Linked DNA regions of Homo sapiens: region 1 is linked to region 2. A link is an interaction called in ENCODE POLR2A ChIA-PET data of the cell type or tissue named here. Cell type or tissue: GM12878. All regions are shown on one strand. Links, peaks and the distances in the headings refer to the core of each region. The heading gives the core; the rest is flanking DNA.

The links. Peaks named below come from ENCODE experiments on the same cell type or tissue, not always from the same donor. Only the 100,000 strongest peaks of a DNase experiment are listed, where the experiment ranks them.
Region 1: POLR2A ChIA-PET joins it to region 2 with 8 read pairs; 2 of 35 experiments call an interaction of 5 or more read pairs at or near these places.

Annotation. Positions count from the first base shown.
Region 1 is chr9:4,518,570-4,521,069 of GRCh38, reverse strand. The region is part of intron 1 of SLC1A1 (solute carrier family 1 member 1); the gene reads right to left. Among named protein-coding and RNA genes, the nearest start is that of SLC1A1, 29 kb to the right of the region's middle. In GM12878, for the core only: no CTCF peak of the experiment used is centred there; a DNase peak (open chromatin) is centred at 1,284; H3K27ac peaks cover 1,272 bases.
Region 2 is chr9:4,426,725-4,444,476 of GRCh38, reverse strand. It overlaps a transcript of GLIS3 not described here. Among named protein-coding and RNA genes, the nearest start is that of SLC1A1, 55 kb to the left of the region's middle. In GM12878, for the core only: no CTCF peak of the experiment used is centred there; no DNase peak of the experiment used is centred there.

The DNA.
Region 1 (2,500 bases), core at 1-2,500, 85 kb before region 2:
AGATATACAAATGGACAGTAAGCATATAAAAAGATGTCGAATATTATTAGTCATTAGGGAAATATAAATCAAAACCACAATAAGATGTTACTTTGTACTCATTAGAATGGCTATTTTTAAAAAACACAAAAAAGAGAAAATGATATATGTTGGTGAGGATGTGGAGAAACTGGAATCTTTTTGCCTTTTTGGTGAGAATGTAAAATGTTGCAGCCTCTGTGGAAGACTGTTTGGCAGTTCCTCAAAAATTAAACATAGAGTTACCATGTGACCCAGCAATTGCATGCCTAGATATATAGCCTCTGGAATTGAAAACATGTCCTTACACAAAAACTGTACAAGAAATGTTCACAACAACATTATTCCTAATAGCCAAATGTGAAAACAATCTAAGTGCCCAATTTATTATTGGATAAACAAAATATTGTATCTCTATCCAATGGAATAATATTCAGCCATAAAAAGGAATAAAGCACTGCTGCATGCTGTGGTATGGATGAGCCTTGAAAACATTACACTAAGTGAAACAAGCCAAAGAAGCCAGTCACAAAAGTCCATGTATTATATGATTCCATTTATATGAAATGTCCAGAACAGGCAAATCCAGAAGCAGAAAGCAAATGAACCAAATTCATTTTTAAAACGGGGAAAAAAGAAAAATAGATAATAATAAAATTAAATGGGATTCATTTAATTTTGATTGGTTGATAATTTGATGGCTTTTTCATGAGGTGGGAAAGCTGCTGACATCACAGTGAAACTTTTCTTTTTCCTTTAATCATCATACTAATAGCACAAATATTGCCAAAGATGTGACATTTTGCTCAAACTTCCACTTGGCAGGATGTGTGTGAGCCTATCAGATCTGAAAGTCTCACCGTCTGGAAATAACAATTTGAAAACCCAAATGAAGCCAGACATGTTTATTAACAGCTCAAAAGATGATGATCAATTTAAAGAAAAGTTGTGATTACAGATTGTGGAACATAGCCTGTAAAGGAGATGCTTAAGAGCTTAATTTTCAATTACAGTGTCTAAAGATAAATCAAAACAGCCAACAGAAAACCAGGATTATTTTGAGAACAGTGTGATCTGAAAATCCCTATAGATAAAGTAAAATAAAAGCTAATGGCCGAGAAAAAATCAACTGTCATTAATTAATGACTTGCATACCTGTGCATACAACCACTTTGCTAAGCTCTGTGGAGGACATGTGGTCCGGGTCCCCATGTGGTTTACAATCTAGGTGAAGATGTAAGACACAGCAGAAATTTCCATGAGTCACCTATCTGGAGTTGAGTATGTCCTACCAGTTACTAGCAGTGTGACCTTACATAAGTTACTGAATCCCTCTAAGCCTCTGTATCCTCATCAGTTAAAGAGAAATGAGAAGAGTACCTATGTCATATGGCTGTCCTGAGCATTAAGTGAAATAATGAATGCACAGGACTTAGCCCTGCCCTTGGCCTGCAGGAAGGCTCAATAAATATTTATGATTGAATAATAACAACAGATAATAATATCACAAGTAGAGAGAGCAGAGCTTTCAAAATTATTGCCTGGTGTGAGTAAAAACCAAGCAGGATCAGATAATGAAAAGAGGAGCTAAGAATCTGGATTCTAATTCCATTTCTACCACATGCATACTTACCTATGTCATTTAAATCCTCTTGCTTTTTGATTGCTTTATCTAAAAACTTGAGTGAGGGTATCTCGAGAATGTTGGGTGAACCCAAAGAGAAAATGTACATAGGAAACACTGTGATCTAAACCAATGTCATGCATTATTGCTATTTTAGAATGTATTTATTATTATTTGTATCCATTTCATTGGAGACCATTCAAATTATACAAATAGTTATGGTATAAAATTTAGAGGCCTAAAGACACACTCCCAGTGGAGGATTGAACAGAAACTTCTCTTTAGAGCAAACAGAAACCAAAGTTTTATTTCAGCTCCGTTTGTAGTTGTCTAATAAACAGTCCTGCAAACTAATAAACAGTTCTGCAAACATCAGTCTTATAAATACAGCTGAAAGGGGTTGGAGACCCTAAGGCAGACAGAATAGTGAAAAAACATGACACAATTAGACACAACCGGGCCCAAACCACTCATCATTTATTTTCTAGCTTTGGGATGGAGCATAAAGGACAGCCTCTATGTGCCTTGATTTTGCTATAAGTCAAGAAGGAATGATACCCAACTCAGACTCAGGGTGAGAATTAAATGCAATAAATCACAAAGTGAGAAAATTCTTCTTCTTTCTTCCTTCCCTGTCACTTGTGCCTCTCCCCTCAGGGAGTGGAGCCATCAGTGCTGAAAGGTGGTAGAGGCAGCAGAGTGACCTGATATTTTTCACTCTACCTTGATGGACAGAATGGGACTGATAGCTTCTCCATGTGAAAGAAGCTACAGACACTACATTGACAGGCAGCTGGAGTTGGAATAGGGCATGAGGCCTCCATCACCACAGATTCTAAGCAAATGAAAGATGTCTAC
Region 2 (17,752 bases), core at 8,495-10,994:
GATTAGAGCCAGGAGATTATCATTCTGTTCATTCAAAAACTGTGTGTACTGAAAGATAGTTGAGCTAATGATGTTAACTAATGCAGACAGGAAGGTTAGGGGAAAACATAAACTTAGCATGTGATTACATAATATCTCTGATGGGGAGGACAGAAGGACATTGCTTAGATGTCTTTATTATTGTGTATGAGAAGCGTAGTAATTATTATGCTGTTCTTGTGAATTAAGATAAGTGGTGTATCTTATTTTGCAGAAGAGCCTTTGTATGTCTTTTTATGCTGATTGGTACAAGGGCAGTCTGAATTGAATGAAAACTGGATCACATTTCAAACAAATAGCTCCCATCACTTTGTCCTGGTCATCATTTCTATGACTGACCACCAGATCAAGAGGTTACTCTTCTCTTGACCATGGTCCCACTCCTTATTTTTTTCTGGGGTGCCTCATCTATGATGAATCATCAACACATTACACAGCTTTAACTGAGACTTTGACTGTATTGTAGAGAAGCATGGGATATAACCTGTCTACACCAGGCCAGTAGATAGAGACACACACAGTGGAATTGTAGTGTCAACCTGAGACAGATTAACATAATTTTGACTTCTTTGAGCCAACCTTTTTGACACCAGGCCCGCTAAGTTATTTCTTCTTGCATTTGGGGAAAACAAGGACTTTTCTAGGTTCCTGGGGCAATCTGGAATTAGGTAAAAGCTGCTTTCTTTGCAATCATTTGACATATAAGCCTGTTACTCCTTTTCCTGTTCCCCACAGCCACTTCTTGAACTGGCCTCTAGAAACATGCATTGCAAGTGATTTCTCTAACAGCTGTGCTCTTGCTTCCTTTAATCTCATCTTGCTTCTCTTTTCAACCCTGGTTACTTTCTCTTCCATCATTGCTTCCTGCTATGTTAGTCTCCTTAAATGGGTGACACTGCTTTCCCTTGATCGTTCTTTCTGATCTTAAGAAACTGCATCTTCATTGTTTATTTTTCTGCTAGTCAACTTCTAATTTATTATGAATGAGAATTTTCTTTTCTCATTCATTCATTCATTTTTGTTCTCATTCATTGATTCAAGGGAGAGAAGAGATTTCTGGTCAAATTGGAAAAGTAGATTTATATTTTAACACTTTCTCGCTGCTCTGTAATGCAGACATGGACAGAAAAAATTAAAGAAAGTCCTTATTTATCAGAAATGAACAAACAATTTAAGCCGTGAGTGGGGCTGGAATTACAGGCTTGCTGGGCTCTGGGTCTAGAAGCAGACAGTAGCTTGTTACTAGAAACAGGGACTCTAGAATGTTCCATGAGAGTTGGAGGCCTGGACACAAATTTGTTACTTGAAGCTAGTACCGGAATGGGACTCAATGTTTCATAAAGGAAGATTAAGGATGGGGAAATTGCTACCAATCAATGCTTGGAGCCTCTACATCCTGGCAAATGCTTGACTTGGGAGGTGGGAGGACACAGACTCGACAGCTTGACCAGCAGCTTAACCAAGCTGCCTGCTGACTCAGTGCCTTGATTTGTAACACCTCAATTATCACCCTAGGGAATCTCTAAACTCTTCTTATGAGCTTGTGTTCTGGACTGGGGTCTGGGAAACTACACAGAGGCAACTTCAAAACTTCTATAGAGAGGGAAAGCGAAGAGGGAGAAAAAAAATGAAAACAAAATCCATTCAGTTTAAAATAAGCCTTCATTTTAATAACTGTAAACATGTAAAGAAATCTAATGGTAAAAAAGAAATGGATTAATAACAAATAAGATTAATTTATTAATTTTATTTTATTAACTTAGTCTAACCAAGACTTTGAAATATATATATTTAAGGTATTTAAGGAGAAAAAAGGAGGCATAAAATTTATGAAAAATAAGAAATTATAAAACAAAAGCAACAAAAATGAAATCTGAAATGAAAAGGAATGAGTTAGAAATTTTGGAAAATAGAGCAGTGTTTCCCTTATTATCTGATCGTGTTTTCACTCCCAAGTTCTGGAATACTCAGGGTGGTAAACTTGCCACTGGATGATTACCAGTTGAAATTCTTTAGGGGGTGGGGAGGGAAGAGAAGCCAGAGAACTTTCAAAAAGATAAACAAAATCAATAAACCTTTATCTAGATTAAGAAAGAAAAAGAGAAGACCCAAACAAATAAAATTAGAAATGAAAAAGGAGACATGACAACTGATGCCAGAAAAATACAGAGGATCATAACAGACAATTATGAACAATTATACACCAACAAATTGGAAAATCTACAAGGAATAGATAAATTCCTGGGCACATGTAACCTACCAATACTGAATTGTGAAGAAATAGAAAATTTGAACAGCCCAATAGTGAGTAAGGAGATTGAGTCAGGAGTGAAAAGTCTCCCATCTAAGAAAAGCCTGGAACTTGATAGTTTCACTGTGAATTCTACCAAACGTTTAAAGAAGGACTAATACCAGCTCTTCTTAAGCTATTCCAAAAAACTGAAGAACAGGAAATTTTTCCTTACTCTTTCTCTAAAGCCAACATTACCTTGATACCCAAACCTAACAAAGACAACAACAAAAAAAGATGGCCAGGTGCGGTGGGTGGCTCACGCCTGTAATGCCAGCACTTGGGGAGGCCGAGGTGGGCAGATCACTTGAGCCCAGGATTCTAGAACAGCCTGGGCAAATGGCAAAACCTCGTCTCTACAAAAAATACAAAAATGAGCTGGGTTTGATGGTGAGCACCTGCAATCCCAGCTACTTTGGAGGTTGAGGTGGAAGGATGGCTTGAACCCGAGAGGCAGAGGTTGTAGGGAGCCGAGATCACATGACTGCATTCCAGCCTGGGTGATAGAGCCAGACCTTGTCTCAAAAAAAAGAAAAAGGAAAAGAAAACTACTAGTCAATATCCCTGATGAACTTAGACACAAAAATCCTCAACAAAACACTAGCAAATCAAATTTAACAACACTTTGAGAAGATTATTTACCATCTTCAAGTGAGATCAAGATGAATCCACTCCAGGCAAATGAGGATGGTTCAATATATGCAAATCAATAAATGTGATTCATTAACAAAATGAAGGACAAAAACCAAGATGTAGAAAAAGCATTTGACGAAATTCAACATCACTTAATCATAAAAACTAACAATAAATTAGGTATAGAAGGAATGTGCCTCAACACAATAAAAGCCATGTATGACAGACCCACAACTAACATCATATTGAATAAGAAAAAGCTGAAAGCTTTTATGGTAAGATTTGGATAAGGCAAAGATGCCCATTTCTTACCACTTTTACTCAGCATAATACTAGAAGTCTTAGCCAGAGTAGCTAGGCAAGATAGAAAAATAAAAGGTATCCAAATTGGAAAGGAGGAAGTAAAATTATCCGTGTTGGCAGATAACATGATCTTACATACAGAAAACCCTAAAGACTGTGCCAAAAAGCTGTTAGAACTAATAAATGAATTTAGTAAAGTTGCAGGATACAAAATCAACACACAAAAATCAGGAGTGTTCCTATATGCTAATAGCAAACTATCTGAAAAAAAAATTAAGAAAACAGTTCTATTTATAATAACTACCAAAAATAACTAGAAATAAATTTAACCAAGGAAGTGAAAGATCTTTACAATGAAAACTACAAAAAAACTGATGAAAGAAATTGAAGAAGACACAAGTAAATGAAAAGATATCCTGTGTGCATGAATTAGAAGAATTAATATAGTTAAAATGTCCATATTACCTGAAGTGATCTACAAAATCAATGCAACCCCTGTCAAAATACCAATGACATTTTTCATGGAAATAGAAAATCCTAAAATTTGAATGGAACCACAGAAACCTTGAATAGTCAAAGCAATTCTGACCAAAAAGAACAAAGCTGAACAAAGGTGTAACACTACCTGATTTAAAAATATACAACAAAGCTAAAATAACCAATAAAAACAGACAAACTAATGGAACAGAATAGAGAGCCCAGAAATAAATCCACAATTTACAGCCAACTGATGATATTCATCAAAGGTGCTACGAACACATTTTGGGAAAGGTCAGTCTTTTCCATAAATTGTGTTGAGAAAACAGGATATCCACAGGCAGAAGAAGGGAACTAGACCCTTATATAAAAAATGAACTCAAAATGGATTACAGACTTAAGTCTAAGACCCCAAATGATGAAACTACTATAAGAAAACATTGGAGAAATGCTTCATGACATGGGTATGGGCAAATATTTTTTTGGATAAGACCTCAAAATCACAGGCAACAAAAGCAATATTGGAAAAATGGGATTACAACAAACTAAAAAACTTCTGCACAGCAAAGAAACAATTAGCAGAGTAAAGAGACAACTTATAGACTGGAAGAAAATATTTGAAAACTACACGTCTGACAAGAGGTTGATATCCAAAATATAAAAGGAACTCAAACAACTCAATAGCAAGAAAACAAACCTATTACAAAATGGGCGAAAGACTTGAATAGACACTTCTCAAAAGAAGACATGTAGGCTGGGCACGGTGGCTCATGCCTGTAATCCCAGCATTTTGAAAGGCTGAGGTAGGCAGATTGCTTGAGCACAGGAGTTCAAGACCAGCCTGGGCAACAGGGTGAAACCTTTTCTCTGCAAAAGAACCCCACAAAAATTAGCCTGGTGTGGTAGGGTGTTCCTGTAATCCCAGCTGTTTGAGAGGCTGAGGTAGGAGGATCACCTGAGTTGGGAAGGTTCCCAAATATGAAAAATGAAAAACTAATTACACCACTGCTCTCCAGCCTGGACAACAGAGTGAGACTCTGTCTCAAAAAGAACAAAAACCAAAAACAACTGCATAATCTCTCATGTGAAATCTAAACAAGCTGATCTCATAGAAGGAGAGAGTAGAATGGTGTTTACCAGAAACTGGGGTGGTTATGAAAGAGAAGATGAGGAGATGTTGGTCAAAGGATATATAATCAATCACAGATAGAAGGCAGGAGGAAAAAATTTTTGCCCAGAATAGGCAAACATATAGAAACAGAAACCAGACAAGTGAGTGCCTGTGGCCAGGAGGTACTGGGGAGAAGATAGGAGGAGAAGAAGAGAAATGGGGAAATTACTGCTAATGGTTGTGGAGTTTATTGGATGAGGAAAACGTTCTAAAATTGATCGTGGAGATGGCTGCACAACTCTGTGAACATACTAAAAACATTGGAGTGTGCATTTTAAGTGTGTGAATTGTATGATACGTGAATTATATCTCAATAAACATTTTAAAAATAGAAATCTTGGAAAATAGAAAAAATTATGGCTTTTGGAATACAAAAATTTTATACTTACAGGGATGATTAGGGAATTGGAAGGTAGTACTGAAGAATGCCCTCAGCATGCAGCACAGAGAGAGAAAGGGGTAAAACATGAAAGCGTGTTGAAGAGACAACAGATGCTAGGTGGTGAGGAACCAACATTGGCCATTATATTTTGATGGCACATTATAACCCCATGTCTGTGATTCTTAAAAGTTGGTCAAACAGTGCTATATTTGAAGAAAATTGACTTATAGAGTAGGATTATACAAAACATGTGTATTAGTCTGTTCTCACGCTGCTAATAAAGACATACCTAGGACTAGGTAATTTATAAAGGAAAGAGGTTTAATAGACTCACAGTTCCATGTGGTTGGGGAGTTCTCACAATTATGTCAGAAAGGGAAGGGGAAGCAAGACACGTCCTACATGGCGGCAGGCAAGAGAGAGCTTGTGCAGAACTCTCATTTATAGAACAATCAGATCTTGTGAGACTTATTCACTACCATGAGAACAGCATGGGGAACCTGCTTGCATGACTCAATTATCTTCACCTGTCCCTGCCCTTGACAAGTGGGGATTATTACAATTCAAGGTGAGATTTGGGTGAGGACACAGCCAAACCATGTCAACATGCAAAGTAATGAAAAACACCAGATTCAGGATAAGCTATTTCTTCTGATGTGGGTTGAGAGTGCAGGTGAGAAAATCTTCACACTGCCACCATCTCATCATCCCTTTGACTTGTCTCACCCTCCTTAGAAAAATAATCACGGGGTGGGGAAGCTTCTCTGGGACATGAACAAATGAAGTCTATTTGTCATTTTGCCTTTAATTGCTTTTAATTAGTATAAACTTCATTACTAAAACATTTTAGCTATATCTGCGATTTTTTCTTTAGATATTACATATGTAAACAAAATATCACAAAACATTAAGATTCATTGGGGTGGCATGAGGGTACCTGAACATTCATTACTTTAGCCTCATTATTATACTTTTTTGTAGAAGGGAAATATTTTATTTGAAAATAAATTTCCAAAATTCAAAAGAAGCCATTTATTTAGCATAAGTGTTCAGAGCACTGGTTCTGGAGTTAGGTTTCTTGGGTTATTTCCTAACTTCTCAACTACAGCTGACCATTGAAAAACATAGGAAGTTAGAGGCACCAATCCCTTATACAGTCAAAAATCCACATATAACTTTTGACTCCCTGAGAACTTAACTATGAATAGCCCACTGTTGAACAGAAGCCTTGTTAGTAACATAAACAGTCAATTAACACATATTTTCTATGCTATATGTATTATATGCTGTATCCTTCAATAGAGTAACTAAGAAAATATTATTAAGAAAATCGTAAGAAAGAGAAATATATTTACTATTCATTAAGAAGTGGATCATCTTAAAGGTCCTCACCCTCATTGTCTTCACAACAAGTAGGCTGAGGAAGAGGAGGAAGAGGTGGGTTTGGTCTTGCTATTTCAGAGGTGGCAGAGGGAGAAGTGGAGGAGGTGGAAGGGAAGGCAGGCACACTTGGTATAACTTTTATTGAAAAAAATCTGCGTATAAGTAGACCTAGGCTCTTCAAGCCCATGTTGTTCAGAGGTCAACTAAGATAGTTTTGCGACTTTGGGCCAGCTGCCAAATCTCTCGCTATGCCACAGTTTTGTCCTCTGTAAAATGGATGTCATTATGGTGCCTAATTCTTAGAGGTAATTGAGGATTAAATGATATATAGATAGATAGATAGATAGATAGATAGATAGATAGATAGATAGATAGATACATACATACATACATACAGTCAAATACCTAGAAAATTTAGAAAATATGAATATGTAAAAAGAATAAAACAATCTCATTCAAATCATACAAATATTTTGATGGTTAAAGCTGCTGTCTTTTATTTCCTTGTGGTTTTGCATATAAATATAATGAATCCAAGACCCTCATGCAGTTGGGGGTCCAGCAATCAAAAGTAGTATTTAAAGATCTCAAATTCTTCATTGCCACTTCTCCAAAACCATGAAAGGATTCAAATACACTTTCATAGTAACGATTCAGGTGAGAAAATCTTCACACTGCCACTGTCTCCTCTTCTTCTGTCCTCTTCTATCCTATTTCCTCATACCCTGATGCTGTTCCACACCTTCTAGAAAATTCTTCCTCTTCTCCAGCTCAAGATACCTTCTCTCTATACTTCTACTGCAGCTCTTTATTATGTGGATTTAGTTGCTCTTTTGGTGGAAGTCTTGCTCCTTTTTCTTCCTCTTTAGTTCCTGTTCTCTCTCCATTATTCTGATTACACATCACAAAACTTAAATAATTTCAGAAAACAGAAAACCAGGAAAATTCTTGCCTTCTATCTCTTTTTTTTTTTTTTTTTTTTTTTTTTGAGATGCAGTCTCACTCTTGCCCAGGCTGGAGTGCAATGGCCAATGGTGCAATCTCGGCTCACTGCAACATCTGCCTCCTGGGTTCAAGCAATTCTCCTGCCTCAGCCTCCAGAGTAGTTGGGATTATAGGTGCCCGCCACCATGCCCAGCTGATTTTTTGTATTTTTAGTAGAGAAAGGATTTCATCATGTTGGCTAGGCTGGTCTTGAACTCATGACCTCAGGTGATCCACCCGCCTTGGCCTCCCAAAGTGCTGGGATTACAGGCTGAGCCACCCAGCCCAGTCCTTGCCGTCTCTTAAGGTAAGATGTCATTGATGGGGATGGTGAAGGTAGCTTGGGGGTCATGGTGGCAGTGATATGAGGAACCTGAACAGACAGAGATTGAATTCACTTTGGAGGGAGAAGGAAGAATGTGAATATTATCGTGTTACAATTTTATCTTATTTCCTATTAACACAAGCTAATATTGTTTATATTAATTTAAAACCACCTTTTAATATATTACAAATATTGCCCTTGTCTGTAATATTTTTCTATAACACCATTTTTCTTTGCATAATATCCCATAATATGTATTAAACATTTCCCTATAGTTGTTTCCAATTTTTTACTACAAAGCTTTGTGATCATCTTCATATCTGTAACTATGTTCATACATAAATTCTTAGAGAAGCATTGTTGAGTCCAAGGATATAGCAAATGTCTAAAATATTTTGGCGTCAGTGCTGTGAGCCACAAATGAGCTTTTTTCAAATATTAACATTTACAGCTATTATCCTTCATATATTACAACCCACAGATAATTTAGGGGAAGATTTTTATTTGTTTGTTTTTGTTTTGTTTTGTTTTGTTTTGTTTTGAGACGGAGTCTGGCTCTGTCACCCAGGCTGGAGTGCAGTGGCACGATCTTGGCTCACTGCAAGCTCCACCTCCCGAGTTTATGCCATTCTCCTGCCTCAGCCTCCCAAGTAGCTGGGACTACAGGAGCCTGCCACCACGCCCGGCTAATTTTTTGTATTTTTAGTAGAGATAGGGTTTCACTGTATTAGCCAGGATGGTCTCCATCTCCTGACCTCATGATCCGCCCGCCTTGGCCTCCCAAAGTGCTGGGATTACAGGCGTGAGCCACCGCGCCTGGCCTAGGGGAAGATTTTTGTCATCAGCTATTGTCTCAGCTTTCTTTGCAGAGATTTAAATATAACAGTCTTTTCAGTGGAGTGATAAATCTGTCTTTAAGTACTAGGCAGATCCAGGATGGTACAAAATTAACATCAAAGGACCTTTGTAAAATGATGCCTTTTGATGATCTTGTGACAAGGGTCAGGAGATGCGGAGAAGGGAAAGGGAATTGGTCTGGCAGGCTGAGGAATGTGCTCCACATGCAAGTGAAAAAGCGAGGATCTGCTAAGCTCCCGGAAACTCTGCCTCTTGATTAGTCATCCTGGGACATTACCCAACCTTCCTTGTGTCTGTTGCTGCTGAGTTTCATAATCCCATTCAATCTACACTATAATCCCATTCAATTTTACAATCCATTATAATTCTGAGTATGAAACAGATATTTGGGGAGTGCGAAAAGGAGAAGGGAAAAAGCAAGCAAAGAAAGTGTCTTCCAGACCAAGCATGCAGTCATTGAGAGGAAGAATCTGGAGTTCGTCAGGTTGACCATATTCATACCCTGCCAACCAGCTCAAAGAATCTTATCTCTATGGTTTTGCAGAGAATTGTCTGTGAGAGACAAACGTTGAAGCTTCTGCTGTATTAATGATTGTGAACAACCCAAATTCTTGTACAACTTTGAGTCCAAATCATACAATTTGGTACCTGACAGCTTTGTTTTATTTCTTGAGTATAACTCTTGATTCTCCAGTGAGGTGATAATTTATTGGTGGCCCGGATCACATCTTCTTTGAATTTCTCTCTCTAGCACCCAGCTCAGCACTGGTCTCACATGGGTTGTAGTCAGCATCCCACTTGCTTAAAATGGGCATTAGAATGAAACCTCCTCAATGTCAGGATTTTTAAGTTTTAACTTAATGGAGTGAGAAAAGTTAAATGTCTTCTGGGGAAGTTGGAATCAAACTTCAAGACACACTGGAGATCTGTAAGGAAGAAGAACTGGCTTACATCTGGATTGAGGGGAGTCTTGGAAAATACACACCTCTAGAGAAGGTTTCTTCACCTCCATGTATCCATCCATTCATCCATCCACTCACCCACCTATCACCCCCTCAGCAAACATTAATTGAATATACACAACACTCCATAATCACGTGCTTTGGGTATCTGCTGGTTTCCCTGCCTGAGATGCTATTTTCTCATTCTCCCCAAAGCTTCTATTATTTTTAATGTCTCAGCTCAGATATTATCTCTTAGGAAAGATTTTTTTGAGCCCATAGACAGTTTTAGGTGCTTCTTTTCTTACGTACCACTTTGACCTGGACATACTGTCATAAAATAAATTATAATATTGTCATGTTAATGCTTGTTTCAGATCTGACTCCCACAGACTACTTCTACTACCACTAACACCAGTAGAGCATCTGGCATACAGCAGGTGCTTGGAAATATATAAAACATATGTGGAATAAATACATGGATAAATAACTATATACATTAAATGTTAGAATGTGGCATTGGCCTGAGTACCCAATTCTGAGGCGTTCTACACAATTGCAATTTAGGTAGACCATTCTTTTTTTTTTTTTTTTTTGAGACAGAGTCTCACTCTGTCACCAGGCTGGAGTGTGGTGGCGCAATCTCGGCTCACTGCAACCTCCACCTCCTGGGTTCACTCCATTCTCCTGCCTCAGCCTCCCAAGTAGCTGGGATTACAGGCTTGTGCCACCACGCCCAGCTAATTTTTTGTATTTTTAGTAGAGATGGGGTTTCACCATGTTGGCCAGGATGGTCTCTAACTCTTGAGCTCATGATCCACCTGCCTTGGCCTCCCAAAGTGCTGGGATTACAGGCATGAGCAGCGGCGCCCCGCCAACCACTCTTGAATATCAGAACAAATTACACCACTAGCAAGTGGAAGCAGGGATTTCTGTGCAAAAGCCAGCCAAAGTCAAGCTTTCAACACAGATGGGCTCTGACAAGGAAGCCCAACAGGTTTGCATCACTTAGAGATAAGTAGTTCTTTTTAGGGATCTAGAAACGAAGGCCTAGCTAAACATATTTCTGACTTCATAGTTTCACCTTATGCAAATCATTTCTCAGTATCCAAATGAGTTGGCAAAAAACGGAGTCCATATTTTATCATGGTACACCCTTCCAGGAATTTTAGTAGTTGGCTATAAATCTCTGTATGTGCTAACTGAGAAACTTCTCCTATGAAAGCTCATTTTATTTATTTATTTATATTTTATTTTCTGAGACAGAGTCTCGCTCTGTCACCTAGGCTGGAGTGAAGTGGTGCGATCTCTGCTTGCTGCAACTTTTGCCTTCTGGGGTCAAGTGATTCTCCCACCTCAGACTCCCAAGTAGCTGGGACTACAGGTGTGTACCACTATGCCCAGCTAATCTTTGTATTTTTAGTAGAGACAGGGTTTCAACATATTGGCCAGGCTGGTCTCAAACTCCTGACCTCAGGTGATCTGCCTGCCTCAACTTCCCAAAGTGTTGGGATTACAGGCGTGGGCCATAGCGCCTGGCCATTTTAGATTAAGATCATGATAATCAGAGCAACATTTATATAGCTCGATAACTGAAGTATTTTCTGGGCATGTTGGTTGAGTAAAACAATTCTCCTTTGCAGATAGGTAAGGGTTATAAACACCTGGGAGGCAGGTTTCCGTGAACCAGTCTGGGACTTGAACTCCCATTGCTTACCCTGTGTTAGAAAACATAGTCTGTGTTGCTGGGTGTGGTAGCTCACACCTGTGATCCCAGCACAGGGAGGGATGGGAGGATGAGGCGGGTGGCTCACCTGGAGTTAGGAGTTCGAGACCAGACTGGGCAACGTGATGAAACTGCATCTCTACTAAAAATACAAAAATTAGCCGGGCGTGGTGGCGGGCGCCTATAATCCCAGCTACTCGGGAGGCTGAGGCAGGAGAATCACTTGAGCGCAGGGGGCGGAGTTTACAGTGAGCCAAGATTGTGCCACTGCACTCCAGCCTGGGTGGCAGAGCAAAACTCTGTCTCAAAAAAAAAAAAAAAAAAAAGGAAATAAAAAAATATAGTCTGTTTTTCAAACAATGAATTTACAAACAGATTTTTGGAACACAAGGCTTGTGTATATACTTCTCACCAAATTTACATGGGTCCCTATTGCTGCTGAACATCCGAACTTTAAACATGGTGTTTGAGGCCTTCTTACCTTTCCAGACTTACCTCTCACCTTGCTCCACCTAGCTGTGTTATGGCCAAACTGAACTACATGCGCTTACTCAGCCTACAACGCTTTCTTGCTGCTATACATTTGCTCATGCTGTCCCCCCACTTCTGTTTGTTAAGATCCTACCCTAGCTTTAAGAATCAACTATGGCCTTTCCTGATCAATTAAACATGATCACTTCTTCCTGTAAGTACTAAAGGTACTTTATCATTTAAAAATGATGACAGTTGTCATTTATTGGCAACTCCTATACACTGACCTTTGTACGAGGCACTTTAGAAACATTGTTTAGCATAATCATCATGAAATTATATGGGGATAGGCATGCATTTCAGATGTGCCTCTTCCATGGTGCTCTCCCTTTCTCTACTGACTGGCCAAATGCACAGGAGGACAAGGTTTGAGAGCAGAAGTCGGCAAACTGTGGCTCACAGGCCAGATCGGTCCTGCTGCCTGATTTTGTAAAAAAAGTTTTACTGGAATGCAGCCATGCCCATTCATGTACATATTGCCTATGGCTACTTTTGTGCTACAGTGGCAGAGTTAAATAGTTGTGACAGAGACCATAGGGCACACAAAGCCTAAAATACTTACTATATGGCTTTTTTTTTTTTTTTTTTTCAGATGGAGTTTTGCTCTTGTTGCCCAGGCTGGAGTGCAATGGTGCCATCTAGGCTCGCTACAACCTCCACCTCCCAGGTTCAATGGATTCTCCTGCCTCAGCTTCCTGAGTAGCTTGGATTACAGGCATGTGCCACCACACCTGGCTAATTTTGTATTTTTAGTAGAGATGGGATTTCACCATGTTGGTCAGGCTGGTCTCGAACTCCTGATCTCAAGTGATCCACCTGCCTTGGTCTCCCAAAGTGCTGGGATTACAGGCATGAGGCACCATGCCTGGCCCTATATGGCCTTTTACAGAAAACATTTGCCAGCCTCTGGACTAAGAGTATGGTGGAACCACAGGATGAAAAGATCCCGACTCCCTGATTGACTACATGGAGCAAAACTCCTCATCTTCCCCAATCCAGTCAATCTACACTGAACTGTAATAGAAGTGAGAAACAAGTTTTTATTCTGTTAATACACCAAAATCTCCTAGTTATTTTTTCCAGTAGGTAGCCTGGCTTCACTAATACAAGAGCGAAGTAAGGATGCTAACTATCTGGATGGCAACCAAACAATTCCTCTTTCCATGATTCACGAATATGTGAAGTTTGCTGCTAAGTTATTCTGTTGGCATCAAAGGCCTTTTAAAATTAGAAGAGGATAAGGGAAATTCTAAGACTCAAAACAGGAATGTGCTCCACAAAATAACTTTCATGAAGGGTGTGGCGATTGAGTTGCTAGTGATTTAACTGAGTCAGTAAGAACGGTAGGAAAAAAGGCCCAACAATTTCTGATCCATATACTTGGTTGGGATTCAACTGAGGAAGGAAAGATTGAGAAAATGTGTGAAGCTCTTCTGTGTGCCAGGATCTTCCAGAGTTAGAGGAACTGAAACTGAGGAGCAGATATTCACTTCTCACAGCTTCTCTCTTGAAAGAGCAGTTTGTGACAACCTTTTATTTCTTTAATGAGAAATGCTGGGGAAATGAACCCAGAGATAAACATGAACTTTCCCCTGATTTCTGGCATGCTGGAAGTGACTCAATGTCCTAGTTGGAATTTGAATTAAGTTAACAGCATTTATCTGCTTATCTTTGGATTGTATTTTTTTTTTGAAAGGAGAATAGCATTGTCAGTAATTTACACATTCTCCAGTGGCCATTGGGGCTCCTAACCCATGGCCTTCCTTAGGGATAACAGAATGAAGATATCTATCCTCTTGCTAGTTGTTCTTTGATTTATCAGAACATAGTGATCTTGAAACCATAAAGCCAGTTATAAATTAACTGATCTTAGCTTCTCAGTTTCATGGAATCATCAAAGTTCAAGTTGGATAACTATTGCTAAGATTATTTATGAGGGCCCTGCCCAAATATTTTGCACGAAAGACATAGGCATAGGTGACTACTGGCAACAGTGCAGCTTCTCTGCTGATCTCCTATTTGTCTAGACGGGGAGCTGCAAAATGGTATCACATTCCTCCTGCAGATATGTTATGTGTGACCCATATAGTGTTTCAAAATCAGAATGATTTCACACAAAAATGCAGCTTTGAACTTCTCTAAAAAACATAGGATGATCTAAAAATACTGGACCCATATTCTCATGCATTAATGATAAGTTGGAGCTAGAATTAGACAGGCATGCATGCACCTTCTAGCTTGGTGTGGTTTCCAATGCCCTCTCTTATCTTAGCCCGGGCCTGCTGGTTTTTACATTACTTTTCTGACATCTGTAGGCATCAGAGTTCCTGGATCTCATTCCCGGGCTCCTTGTTGTCTCCTCTGCTTGCCTCAAAGTTTTTGTTTGTTTGTTTGTTTGTTTGTTTAATAGAAAGAGGACAGATTTCGGATTCTGATAACCTGGATTGGCATCTTAGATCTACCATTATGTGACCCTGAACACAAGTTATTTGATGTCTCTAGTTTCCTTTTTTATAAAATGCCTAAAACAAAAGATGGAGTGTTTAGAAGGTTATCCAAGGTAATGCATGAAAAACCCGCTTTAGTTTCAGGCTCTCATCTTCTCCTGTAGGGCCACTGCATCAGTCTCCACCTTGGTCACCTGCATACAGTTTCGTCACTTCTCCATTCCATAATTTTAAATTACGTTGAGCACTTACTCTGTGTCTGACACAGAGCTGGGGATTCAATGTTTGGTGAAAACAGACTCAGTCTCTATCCTCATGAACCTTGCAGTGCTACTGGGGGACGCAGAACTAATCAAATAGTCATACACATAGATGTAAAATTGTCATGGGGTCAAGCACTATGAAGTGGATCACCTTAGCATTAAGAGAACATGTGACAAGATTCTTAACAAGGCCAGGGGGTCAGACAAGGCTCTTGTGGAGAGCATTGCTAAGTTGAGATCTGAAGGTAAGAAGAAATTGTTCAGTTGAAGAGGAGTGAAAATAATATTCTAGGCAGTGAGAGCCACATGTGCAAAGGCTCTGTGGGAAGAGAAAACATAGAAAACACAAGGCACTAGAAGAAATCCGGTGGGTCAAGAGAAGGGGGAATAAGGGAGAGTTGGGGGCATGAGGCTGGAGAGAGGGAGGTAGGGGCCAAATGGCATTGCAGGTGATGTTCAGGAACTTTATCATCTTAAGAATAGCGGGAAAGCCACAGAAGATTTCAGCGAGGGGTAGGTGCAACATGATAAAATTTCCTTCATGAAAAGGTAACTCTATCTGGAGTGAGGACATCAGATGGGAGGAAATATTAGGTTGAATGCTATGGAACTGCCACTTCCAGGCTGGTTTTGACTTACAAGATAGCAATTTTATATGGTACCACCTGATAGAGTGGATGCAGGGTAGACCAGTTAGGAGACTGGTGAGAGATGATAGTGGTTTGAACTAGGATGAGGTTTTGGAAATGGACAGAGTGGGCAGATATTTAGAAAGTAAAATTAATTAGCCTTAGTGATGAATTGGTATGGGGGTGTCAGGGACAACTCATGTGCCTTAATGGGAAGTGGTGCCATTTGTGAGTAGGGTGCATTGGCAGATGAACAGGCTTGGTAGGCAGGAATGATTTCCCTTTTAGCTAAAAGTGCCTTTGCAACAACCAAGAGGAGATGGTCTCTCAATGTCTCTATAGAAATATCTTGCTTTGGCTTTTGCGGGATTCCTAGGGCTTTGAATGACCCTATATACTATGTTAAATTATCAGTTTAAGGTTCCACACCATGAAGGTTTTATAAATTAAGGCCCCAGACTTGTGGGTAGTATAAGATCGTAGTTTGATTTTCATTGGTGAATGTTTTTTTAGCCCTCTGAAACCACACATAATAGCTTGTTTATGCAGATAGCTCAATTTCATTCTTTCCCTTCTTTAGGCCTGAATTTTTTTTTTTTTTTTTTTTTTTTGAGACAGAGTCTCACTCTGTCACCCAGGCTGGAGTACAGTACAGTGGTACAATGTTGGCTCACTGTAACCTCTGCCTCCCAGGTTCAAGCAATTTTTGTGCCTCAGCCTCCCAAGTATCTGGGACTACAGGTGCATGCCACCAAGCCTGGCTAATTTTTGTATTTTTAGTAGACATGGAGTTTTGCCATGTTGGCCAGGCTGGTCTTGAACTCCTGGCCTCAAGTGATCCGCCCGCCTCAACCTCCCAAAGGGCTGGGATTACAGGCATGATCCACCACACCTGGCCTTATTATTATTATTATTATTTTTGGTAGGCATGAGAAATGTAGCTCCCTTTCCCTAAGGGGTCCATATTGCCACCTGAAACTCCCATGGCCTCCTCCTGTTATCAGCTCATGTTTATTCCTCTGACTTGATTTCATGCTATTCCCGGCACTGGAAATTTCTTTTTTTCTGATTGAACTTGGTTATGTGGAAAATATTTTTTCTATATTTTGTTCAGGATTTCTGTGTAGTAAGGGGCCTGTTTATGTCAACTCAGTGGTCTGGGTGGTCAGAAGCAGTCTAGTAAATTTTCTACACATATTAGTATAATTATTTTCTAATTGTTCTTCTTCTTTTTTTTTAATGGAGTCTTGCTCCATCACCTAGGCTGGAGTGCAGTGGCACAATCTTGGCTCACTGCAACCTCCGCCTCCTGGATTCAAGCGATTCTTGTGCCTCAGCCTTCTGAGTAGCTGGGATTGCAGGTGCACACCACCACACCTGGCTACTTTTTGTACTTTTAGTAGAGACAGGGTTTCACCATGTTGACCTGGTTGGTCTCAAACTCCTGGCCTCAAGTGATCCCCCTGCCTCAGCCTCCCAAAATGCTGGGATTACAGGTGTGAGCCACTGCGCCCAGCCACTTTTCTGCCATTTGACGTAAGTATGCATCTCTTGTCACATGGCAGGGAAATCCTGCAGACCAGTTGTTATCTGGGACTGGGCTTCAGGCTCAAGGAATATAAGAGTGTGTATACATCCTGGGTGCTGAACTTGAAGTTTGATGTCAGATGGAAGTTGCTTTGCAAGACCTTCAGAAGGACATCTCTGATTCCCACCCCTTACCACAGTGTCTGGCATCTAATAGTTGCTAAATAAATGTCTGTGTCATTGAATTGAAATGGAAACAATTATAAGTGGAGAAGAGGGGAGTTCTTGGCATATGCTTCACGATGATATAAAAATTCTGTGATTGGGACACAGAATTGCAATCAGGATGGTTTTTCCAAACCCCAGAATGATTTGTATTCTCAATGGAGCATCCAACTTACTGTTCCATCGCCTCTCACCCATGCATAAAATATAGATGGCAACACTACTGTCTGAAGTTCTTAGATAAAACTTTTATGGATAATTCACTTTCATTCACATATCATACACTGATTATTTACTATGTGCAAAATTTGTTTGCTAGGTTCTATCAGATACAAAATGGTGACTAAGACATGGGCTCTACTCTCTGTCCTCATCCACTCTACAGTTTAACTGTAATGGGTGTGGGCAAAAGTGTATAAGTAACTGAAGTCAAAGTAATAATTCCTTATCAGATGCTTTCAGTGTGCCAGGGACTGTGCTAAGACTTTTACTTGGATCAGGTCATTTGATCCTTACACAACTCTGTGAAGTGGGAGCTATTATTGTCTCCATTTTACCAATGACGGAACTGAAGCACAGAAAAGTTAAACATCCACAAGGTCACACAGCAAGAAAGAG